Regions from separate parts of the Homo sapiens genome. Here region 2 is linked to region 1. A link is a loop called in an ENCODE intact Hi-C map of the cell type or tissue named here. Cell type or tissue: mammary epithelial cell. All regions are shown on one strand. Region 1 overlaps CYB5R3 (cytochrome b5 reductase 3). Region 2 overlaps ARFGAP3 (ARF GTPase activating protein 3).

Evidence for each region. Peaks named below come from ENCODE experiments on the same cell type or tissue, not always from the same donor. Only the 100,000 strongest peaks of a DNase experiment are listed, where the experiment ranks them.
Region 2: a loop joins it to region 1, with 4 times the contacts of the local background. A loop is called at or near these places in 22 of 110 quality-filtered maps.

Annotation. Positions count from the first base shown.
Region 1 is chr22:42,619,677-42,624,676 of GRCh38, reverse strand. It overlaps CYB5R3 (cytochrome b5 reductase 3), which reads left to right. Exons shown (of 9, transcript NM_000398.7): 8 at 789-888; 9 at 4,732-5,000. The coding sequence ends at 4,904. Among named protein-coding and RNA genes, the nearest start is that of RNU12, 6.9 kb to the right of the region's middle. RefSeq lists enhancers at 530-1,084, 2,902-2,991. In mammary epithelial cell, a CTCF peak has its summit at 2,969 (motif pointing left); DNase peaks (open chromatin) are centred at 2,926 and 3,686; H3K27ac peaks cover 1,541 bases.
Region 2 is chr22:42,818,247-42,823,246 of GRCh38, reverse strand. It overlaps ARFGAP3 (ARF GTPase activating protein 3), which reads left to right. Exons shown (of 16, transcript NM_014570.5): 9 at 838-977. Among named protein-coding and RNA genes, the nearest start is that of ARFGAP3, 37 kb to the left of the region's middle. In mammary epithelial cell, a CTCF peak has its summit at 2,881; a DNase peak (open chromatin) is centred at 3,056.

The sequences.
Region 1 (5,000 bases):
GCCCCTTCTGTCCCTGTGTGACCTGCAAACGCTGGGCAGCAGCCTGTGATGTGATCAGAGGTGGAACGGGGGTGGGGGGCGGGGAGTCGGGTGGGGGATTCAGGGGGAGATCCCTGATAGCCCCTGGAGGGTCCAGGAAGCTTTCCTGGAAGGGATGACGCTGGACTGAGTTCTGTAGGGCTCTGTGACAGCCGGGTGGGGGTGGGGGAGCCGCAGGCCAGCCAGGAGGATGGGTGTGGGCAAGGCCCGAGGGGGCCAGGTTGGGTGGGGAGTGGTGTCTGTACTTCCTGGTTTCTGGAGGTACAACCTGAATGAGATCCCAGAACGCAAAAAGACTTGCCGGAGGGCTGAGGGTGCAAATCCTGAGCCTTCTCACGGGGCCATTGCTTATTGTATGTGTTACACCCGCTCCCGGGCTGACCCCCTGGAGTATCTTGGCACATTTCCCGTCTCTTCCCTTTTTGCTGTCGCGCAGCTTGGCCGCCTTTAGTTTTTTCCATTTTTCCCACTCTCGGGACATCGAGCCCATTTCCTCACAACAGCAGAAGCAGTTGACACACTGAGTTTCTAGCGAACGCCTTCGCCCCTTCAGCAGCAGCTTTGAGGGGCTCCTTAGGCTAGACAAGGAGAGAGGGGTGCCAGGGTGATCTCTGGCCGAGTCCCCTCCTGAAAGCTCCGCAAGCGTGTGGCCCGCAGGCGGGCGCGATGACGAGGCGCGTCTCTGTTGAGTGTCTCCAGGGGCAGTCTGCCACCCATCCTTCCTGACTGCCTGGCCCTGTCCCCTGCAGACCGAGAAGGACATCCTGCTGCGACCTGAGCTGGAGGAACTCAGGAACAAACATTCTGCACGCTTCAAGCTCTGGTACACGCTGGACAGAGCCCCTGAAGGTGAGTGAGGGAGGCCCCTCACTGGGTGGGTGGGAGGTGCCAGCCCACAGTTCACCTTTGCCCAGCTGTTTGTGGCGTTGAGCCTTTGGACGACATCTGGCACTCACTATGGCCCTGTGGGAGGCAGGTGGTGTGGCCCCGTCTCACAGATGAGGAACAAGGGCTCACTGAAGCCACACAGCCGGAAACCACCACAGCCCGGCCTGAAACCCAGGTCCTCGCCTCCAGAGGCAGAGTCCTTTCCCGGGCGCACTGCACTGCCCAGCTGGGCAGAGAAGGCCAGCGTCCCCTCCCTGGGCGGGGCTCACTTCGGGGCAAGTCTCGGGGCAGCGGTGGCGGCTGCTGCTTCCACATCCCAGCGTGCATACTCTCAGGTGCTGCCGAGTTACACCAAGGCCATCTTCTCTCCCATTGTCAGCCCTGGGGAGTGGGCTGGGCCGACGTTGGGGTTACCCTTGTTCCACCTGTCCAGTGGCTGAGCTGCTTGCCAAGGGAGTTGTGGGAGAGCCAAGCTGGAGGCAGCGAGTGAGGGCCGCCCCACCTCCACCACTTGCAGTGAGGTTGCCTCTGGGAGTTAAAGCGCCCTTCCCTTTTCGGCTTCAGATAGAGATGTAGGTATAAGTAATATCTCAATTTCTTCTTTGCTGTAAGAAAAGCAGAGCTCAGCCTTCCCCAGGAAACATTCTGGTGATGTTTAGCTTCAGGGCTGAGAGACTAGGGAGTGGCGGCAACTGCGGTAAATTGGAGCGCATCTGCCTGGTCCGGAGGACACAGCCCCATCCGCCGTGGGCAATCCCGCTGTGGAGTATAGCCCTGTGTGGCCAGGGCCTCTGCTTTTCAAGAGAAGCTGGGGACCTGCATTTTCTGGGAAATTTCTAAGTGTTGGAAGCACCATTTTTGAATACCCGTGTGAGCACCAGTTTGGGGTCTCATGTCCTGCCATCTGCCCCTGCTTTGCCTCCGGCACCTCCTACGGCCCCACAGTTTCCTCAGGACTAATCCATGGTGGGGGGCGCACACCCTCTGCTGATGATCCATGTCAGGGGGTGCATGCCCTCTACTGATGAGGGAGCTCTGTCCACACCACCCTCTGCTCCTCCCAGAAAGGAGCACATGGGCTCTGGGACTTGCACCACCTGGCTAGCACCTAGGAGCTGGGTCACCTGGGCCCATCCCTGAGGGAGCAGCCGCCCTTCTCAGATGACCAGCTTGGGTTCCAGGCCTCCAGGCTGAGAGACCCAGGCCTGGAGGGGGTGGTGGATGTGTGGGTTGTCACCGTGTCCGGCCTCTGGCTGGACCTGCTGTCCTGGGTCAGCCCACCCCCTCCAGGTCGGCTGCTCCACCTGGTATGCTCAGGAAGCCAACCTGACCCCGCAGCTGACCTTCCAGTGGGGGAGGCAGAGGACTAATGGGAGCAGGTTTCTTAGTAAATTATAGCGCGGTTATGGTGGCGGGGTTCCTGTGATGTGGGGGGCCAAGCAGAGCCAGGCAGCGGCTGGAGCGGAGGTCAGCCAGGGCACTGGCTCTGGGAGTCTAGCTGCTGTTTCTCTTCTACTAACGAAAGGAGCAGGCCGGGCGCGGTGGCTCACGTCTGTAATCCCAGCACTTTGGGAGGCCGAGGCAGGCAGATCATGAGGTCAAGAGATCGAGACCATCCTGGCCAACATGGTGAAACTCTGTCTCTACTAAAAATACAAAAATTAGCTGGGCGTGTGTCGCGTGCCTGTAGTCCCAGCTACTCGGAGGCTGAGGCAGGAGAATGGCTTGAACCCGGGAGGCAGAGGTTGCAATGAGCCGAGATGGTGCCACTGCACTCCAGCCTGGCGATAGAGCGAGACTCCGTCTCAAAGAAAAGAGCGTTTTATCCTGTACCCATGTGTCAGTCTAAAGGGAGGAAGTGATAGGCTGCTTTGCTCCTTTCTGACTGCAGTTTCTAATGGCATGGGCGGGGCCAGCTTGCTGCGAGGCAGGGTTTAGCCCCATCCCAATTCCAGATGAGTGATCCAGATCCCTGGTGCGTGCAGGAGCCCCTGCCCTGTGGCCAGAGCGAGGCCTGGTCCCCCAGGGAGGGGCCAGTGCTGACCCCTGGTGGCAACAGGCAGCAGCACCTGCACCACCACCACGGGACAGTTACCTGCCAATGAGAGGAATAGTTGGGTGATCTCCTAGCATTTTTCGTGTACATTTGTTGCCACTGTGACCCACAATTCAAGATTAGTTGAGGTACTGCTGTAGCATTAAATGTAAGCTGAAATTCCAGAGGTTGAGAAAGAAAGTGGTAACAGGCCAGTCTGGCTGTACCGTAGCTAAGCGAAGGATGAGGAGAGCCCCAAGGACTCCAGGCAGGGGCAGTGAGTATTTCCCCCACAGAGCCACTTTCAGGACAGGTACAGGGAAAAATACATTAAGCCATGCACGGTGGCATGCACCTGTAGTCCCAGCTATTCAAAGCTAAGGCAAGAGGATCACATGAGCCCAGGAGCTCCAGGCTGGAGGGCATTATGATCACACCTGTGAATAGCCACTGCCTGCCAGCTGGGGCAACATAGCCAATTCCTGTCTCTTAAAAACACACACACACACACACACACACACACACACACACTAAAAAGAAATCGCTGTGAAATTGAAAGGTGTCTTACATACCTGCACATTTTGTACACTAGCAGTTTATGCCCATGCAGTTTTTACAAGGTACTTTCAGATCCACTTCAGATCCATTGCCCAGCTATAAAACTATTTTCTGTGCCTCGCCTTGTTCCAGAGGGATTTTAGGAGGCTTACAAAGACTCATCTGGTGAGTCAGAGTGGCACAAATGGAAAGTGGGAGTGAAAGAAAAACAAGTGCAGGGCTATAAAATGAATGGAATCAGTACTGGGATTTGTACAAAAACGGACTATAATGTACGCTTGCTGTGAATGGGCCACACGTATCACTCCAGGCTTCCCAGCAGCCAAGGTGAAAAGGGAAATGTGGTCAGTGACTTAGCTCATGGAGTCCATGAGATAAAGAGGACCCCCTTGCTCAGCACAGTAGACTCTTCCTGGTTCCAGGGCAAGCGGGACTGCTTTGGCCCCTCCCCGTCAGGACCTTCACAGCGTGGAGTGTATGCTGTAAACTTGGGCCATCTAGGCAGGGTGTCTGTGTCAGCCAGTGCCAGCCCTCCTGGCCTGAGGCTTCAGCAGCTTTTCTCTTGGTGTTGAGGGCTGTGGGGTGGTTGTTTCTGGTTACTAAGGATAGAGACCAGCCATATCATCGTGGGCGCTCAGGGCTCGAGGGGGCAGGACACACAGCTGTGGATGAGACTCAGTTCCTCATGGGCCGACATTCTTGGGGAGTCACAGTGGGCTCATGGAGGTGGGGGCAGTTAGAGACTGTCACCCTGAGCAGCCTGGGGCAGAGCACCAGCCTGGGGACCTCTGGATCCTGGAAGGTACATCTCAGTCGTGTCCCTGCCTCATTGTGTGATCTTGAGCAACTCAACTCTGGGTCCTCTGGGCCTCAGTTGCCACATCTGTAAAATGGGATTCATATTCCCCGCCCTGTCCACCCACTGGGTTGTTCCAAGGGACACCCCGGAGGCCAAATGGAAGCAAAAGGCTTTGCAAACTGTAAAGTGCAGTCAGGGGAACCATGATGGGCTTTGTACACTGGTTTCAGGCTGCAGGGCCTGAGGCCATAGGCTTGAGTCAGGGTTGGGGGCAGGGGGTCCTGGTGACAGTTTGCTGGGATCAGCCTCTCCATTCTTCAGCATTTAAGGAATTCACCGCCTAGGGTTGGTCGGTCAGCAGGTTGGTGACCACACAGCCACACGTCAGCTTACCTGGTCTCTCACCCCACAGCCTGGGACTACGGCCAGGGCTTCGTGAATGAGGAGATGATCCGGGACCACCTTCCACCCCCAGAGGAGGAGCCGCTGGTGCTGATGTGTGGCCCCCCACCCATGATCCAGTACGCCTGCCTTCCCAACCTGGACCACGTGGGCCACCCCACGGAGCGCTGCTTCGTCTTCTGAGGGCCGGGCACGGTCACACGGCCACCCGCCCCGCGCACCCCACGCCCTGTTCACGCTCACCCAGTCACCTCCCCACATCGCACACTGGGGCCCCGG
Region 2 (5,000 bases), 200 kb before region 1:
TTGGCTGTGTGACCTTGGCCACATTCCTTAACTTATATGAGCTTTACTTTCCTCAGCCCTCTGTATCCAGGGGTTCTGCATCCATGGATTCAACCAATTGCAGATCAAAATTATTTGGGGGGGAAAAAAAAACAATAGGCCAGGCGTAGTGACTCACGCCTGTAATCCCAGCACTTTGGGAGGCCGAGGCAGGTGGATCACTTGAGCCCCGGAGTTCAAGACCAGCCTGGGCAAAATGGTGAAATCCCATCTCTTCAAAAAATACAAAAAGTAGCCGGATTTGGTGGCCCGTGCCTGTAGTCCCAGCTACTCGGGATACTAAGGTGGGAGGATCGCTTTACCCCAGGAGGCAGAGGTTGCAGTGAGCTGAGATTGTGCCACTGTACTCCAGCTTGGTCAACAGCATGAGAGCCTGTCTCAAAAAAAGTAAAAAAAAATAAAAAGTAAGAATACAACAGTAAAAACAATACAAATAAAAACACAGAATTAGTAACTATTTTCATAGCATTTACATTATTTAGGCATAATAAGTAATCTAGAGATGATTGAAAGTATACTGGAGGCTACACGTGGGTTAAATGCAGATACTACGCCCTTTTACGTAAGGGACTTGATCATCGCAGATTTTGTTATCCACAGGGTCGTGAAACCAATTCCCCCATGCTGAGGGACTCCTGGAATAATACTAACTTCACAGAGTTCTGAGGACTAAGCCACAGAACAAATGTAGAGTGCTTGTCACAGTGCCTGGCAGGTCCTAACCCTTAGGAAATGTTAGCTGTAGTCACAGAAGCTTTCAAACAGCTCGTGTAGACTATAGTCTTATATATGTTCTAGCTTGGGGCCAAAAAAGGAAGTTTGGGAGCTCAGAAACTGGCAAACACATGCTTTAATGAAATTGAAAAACAAGCTCAAGCTGCGGATAAAATGAAGGAGCAGGAAGACCTGGCCAAGGTGGTATCTAAAGAAGAATCAATGTAAGTTTAATTTCATTATATTAATACATTTTCAGGGAATAAAACTATTAACTCAAGATTTTGCTTTCCAAATGCCATGTATTTTTGTGTGGGGGGGGAAGGGAGGGTACTGCAAAATTCAGTTTTATGAAAACTGATATTGCATTGGCATGTGGATTGGAAGGGAAAGAGACGATGGGGGCAGCAACACTCTGCTGAGGCTGTAAGGGCAAGACTGGAGTGACATCAGTGAGAAGGGAAAGACAGAGATGCATGGAGGTGTTTACACATGAAACATGCTTCACATTATTAGAGTTGGGGAAATGCAAATCAAGGCCACAATAAGATACCACTGTGTACTCTCTAGGGAAGCTATAATAAAAAAATCAGTAACAGGTGTTGGCTAGGATGTGGAGAAATTTGAACCCTTGTACATTGCTGATGGCAATGTGAAATGGTGCCACTGTTGTGAAAAACAGTTTGGCAGTCCTTCAGAAAGTTAAATGTAAAGTTTCCATGTGACCCAGCAAATCTACTCCTAAGTATATACTCAAGAGAAATTAAAACTTACATCTGTGCAACCACACACAAACTCGTGCATGAATGTTCATAGTGGCGTTAATCCTAATAGCCAAAAAGTAGAAATAAGCTAAATGTCTACCAACTGATAAATGAGAAAGAAAATGTGGTATGTCCATACAATGGACTATTACTCAGCCACAAAAAGGAATGTAGTCCTGATATTGGCCACAACATGGATAAACCTTGAAAAGTTTATGCTAAGAAAGAAGCCAGTCATAAAAGATCACATGATATGATTCTGTCTATATGCAATGTCCAGAATAGGCAAATCCGTAGAGACAGAAAGCAACTTACTGGTTGCCAGGGCCTGGGGTGAGGAGAGAATGGAGAGTGGCTGCTAATGGTCCAGGCCTGCTTTTTGGACTGCTGAAAGTGTTCTGGAGTTAGTGGTGATGATGGCACAGCTTTGTGAATGTGCTGAAACCACTGAATCATGCACTTTAACAGGGTGAGTTTTACGGTATGTGAATTATATCTGCATAATGAAAAAAGTATTTATAATCTGAAGCCCTGTTGGACTCTGTGACTAAATTCTAAATACATGATGGAAGACTATGGCTCTGGTCGTGTCTCCAGAGGTTCTGAGCCTGGATCTTGGAGAGGGAGAAGGAAGAGTTTCAGAGAATGAAGAAGGTGGAATGATCGTGTGTGTCGGGGGCCTGCCTGAAGTGGAGGAGTTGGAACGATAATGTGGAGCACCTTAAAGTCAGGCTGTGGTTGTCCACTTACCCAAGAGAAACAGCTCCTTCAGCAGTGCTGTCATGAAGGGGCGTCTCGGGAGAATGAGTTCGGTAGTGATACCCAGGCCAGGAAGAGGGGAGGAGACTGGAAGCCAGGAGGCCAGTGAAGAGATCGGTTTTCCGTAGACTTTTGTAAGGCTCTTGAGAGGTTTTCATTTGTGTTGAAATCAGAAGAGAAAGATGGCCTTCTGGAAACCGTGACTGTACCAAAGATCAGGAGAGAAGGGCGGAGGGTGCATGCTACACAGAAAGGAAAAGTAACCTGGATCCCTATTTTTTATGTGTGTGTTTTTTAATGGTGTTTTCTCTTACTTTCATGTGTATTTTATCTGTTTTAGCTTGAGTTACTATAGACTGTATGATGAAGAAAATAACACCTATTTTATGAGGTGGTTTTAAGGATTAGTTTAATAGCTTAAATGCTCATTGAAGTGCATCAAACAGTACCTGGCACATAGTAGGTGCTCAGTAAATGCAACTACTTTTCGTACTGTCTTACTGTTCATACTGACGGTTCGCTAAGATGGAGTTTATAAGGTAAACCCAAATAATTTGAAGTTGATAGTTGTTTCTCCTTGTCATTTAATTCACAGAACATAGGGGGCAGCACTGAACTGTATTTAGGTCGAATATGGTTTGAAATGCTTTGTGTACAAAAATTTACGTTGACTTGTCACAGACTTTAATTTCTCTTACTAAGCTAAGTTTTTGACCCTGGCAAAGGGAAAGGTTAGATTTGAGTGTTTCGATGGCTTCTCTTGGTATTTGGGAGTAGGCTCTGTCCAGATTACTCATGCTTGAGGTTTTCCCAGAGCGTGTGTAAAATCGGGCCCTGATCAGCTTCCTTCCTGCAAGTAAGCTGGATGGAGAAGCTGCAGGTAAGCTGGATGGAGTGAAGTCTGGTTGTTACTTCTAATATTAACATGCTAATCTTCCTGAAAACAGGAAGCAACAACCAGACTTCACTTGTATCTTTCATTAGGAGTGTTTAATACATCACAAAAACAAAGATGCAGATCGGAAGATTTATGAATTTGATTTGAGAAGCCAGTTTGGCAACTTTCATGGCCTTGTTCAGAACAACCACACCACTGTGCCTTAATGACCACCACTGCCACTCAAACCCGTAGAAAGTACAGGTGTTTTATCCTTAATACATGAGTGTTATGTTGCAAGTTAGTTTGTTTAATGGCTGTAAATAAAGTTATTTCGGCTCAGTAAACTGTCAGAACAGTGTTGTTCTTGTACTGTCAGAGTGTGAAACTAAACAGCCCATGCAGCATCCTGGTCTCCTTCTAGCAGTTTCCCAGCCCGTCCTCAGAGGCTCTCTGTGTGCCCACTTGGTAGGAAGGAAGGAAGAGGCAGAGCTGCCTTGAGCTGCTCCGCTTGTTTGATCTGTGTCCTGCAGTCCTCCCTTGAGCCAGTACCCGTAAGCACTCCTGAAGTTCTGAGAAACGCGGTGTTCTGACTTCTTAACTGTTGGTGCTTCCAGAGAGATGTTCTCGTAAGCATCAAAGTGCATGCTTTTAGTGAGTGACCCAGTCCATGTCAGATTACCTAGGAAGGAAAACTTTTCCATCTCTTATCTTTCTAATAGAACCTTTTCATCCCCATGCATCTTCTCCAGAAGAATCTGTTGCTGTAATTATATGTATTCATGATTTTAAACAGAGCTATTGTTTTCCTCCAAAAGAAAAAGTAGTATTTATTTGTTAAGGAATAAAATAGCCATAACCTGTTCTGTAGGAAGAGTAAGGAAAACAAACTGCCATGTGAAAACCAAAGAAATCTTGCTTGACTCATTAAAGAAAAGAAACAGCAAAAGCAAGATTACTTTTTCCTAATAAGAAATTCTGCACCGGGCGCGGTGGCTCATGCCTGTAATCCCAGGACTCTTTGAGGCAGAGGCAGGCAGATCGCCTGAGGTCAGGAGTTCGAGACCAGCCTGGCCAACATGGTGAAACCTCGTCTCTACTAAAAATAGAAAAATTAGCTGGATATGGTGGCAGGTGCCTGTAATCCCAGCTACTCGGGAGGCTGAGGCAGGAGAATTGCTTGAACCTCGTGGGTGGAGGTTGCAGTGAGCCAAGATTGCACCACTGCACTCCAGCCTGGGCGACAGAGCAAGACTCCATTTCAAAAAACAGAAAGAAATTCTGTTGTCTTTCCCTATTACTATGCAGAAATTTATTTATATTACTAGGAATTTATACAATGCCTCTTTTGCCAGGAATTCATGGTATTTTACATGTTTTTATAAAGTGGATGATAACTTAGAAATCCTTGTAAGTTAGATAGATCATTTTTCAGGGCCCTGAAATGTTGTGCTGTCTCACTAAAATATGATGCAAACTGCTATTCTTGCTATATAGGCATAGTTTTCTTTATGAAAAATTAAGTCATTATTGCATTTTTAGAAATCTGAGAGCAAGGACAATGTTTTGTACACCTTTTTACCCCTTTGGTGTCCTGCTTGTAGCAGATATTTGATTTTAAATAGAAGAGTGGTATTTGACTGACTAGTAGTGCTAAAGAGTCTATTAGCTGATGAGTCACTATCCCATTTTAAATGCTCTCAGAAGCCTGATTGCATAGAGATGTATCTACAAGAAATTATTTTGTAAATGGAAGGATCCTTTTACAATTAAGTAATAGCCCCTTAGTTGATCTATTTGTAAAGTCAAATTTATATATTTATTTATTTATCTTAAATCAAGATAGA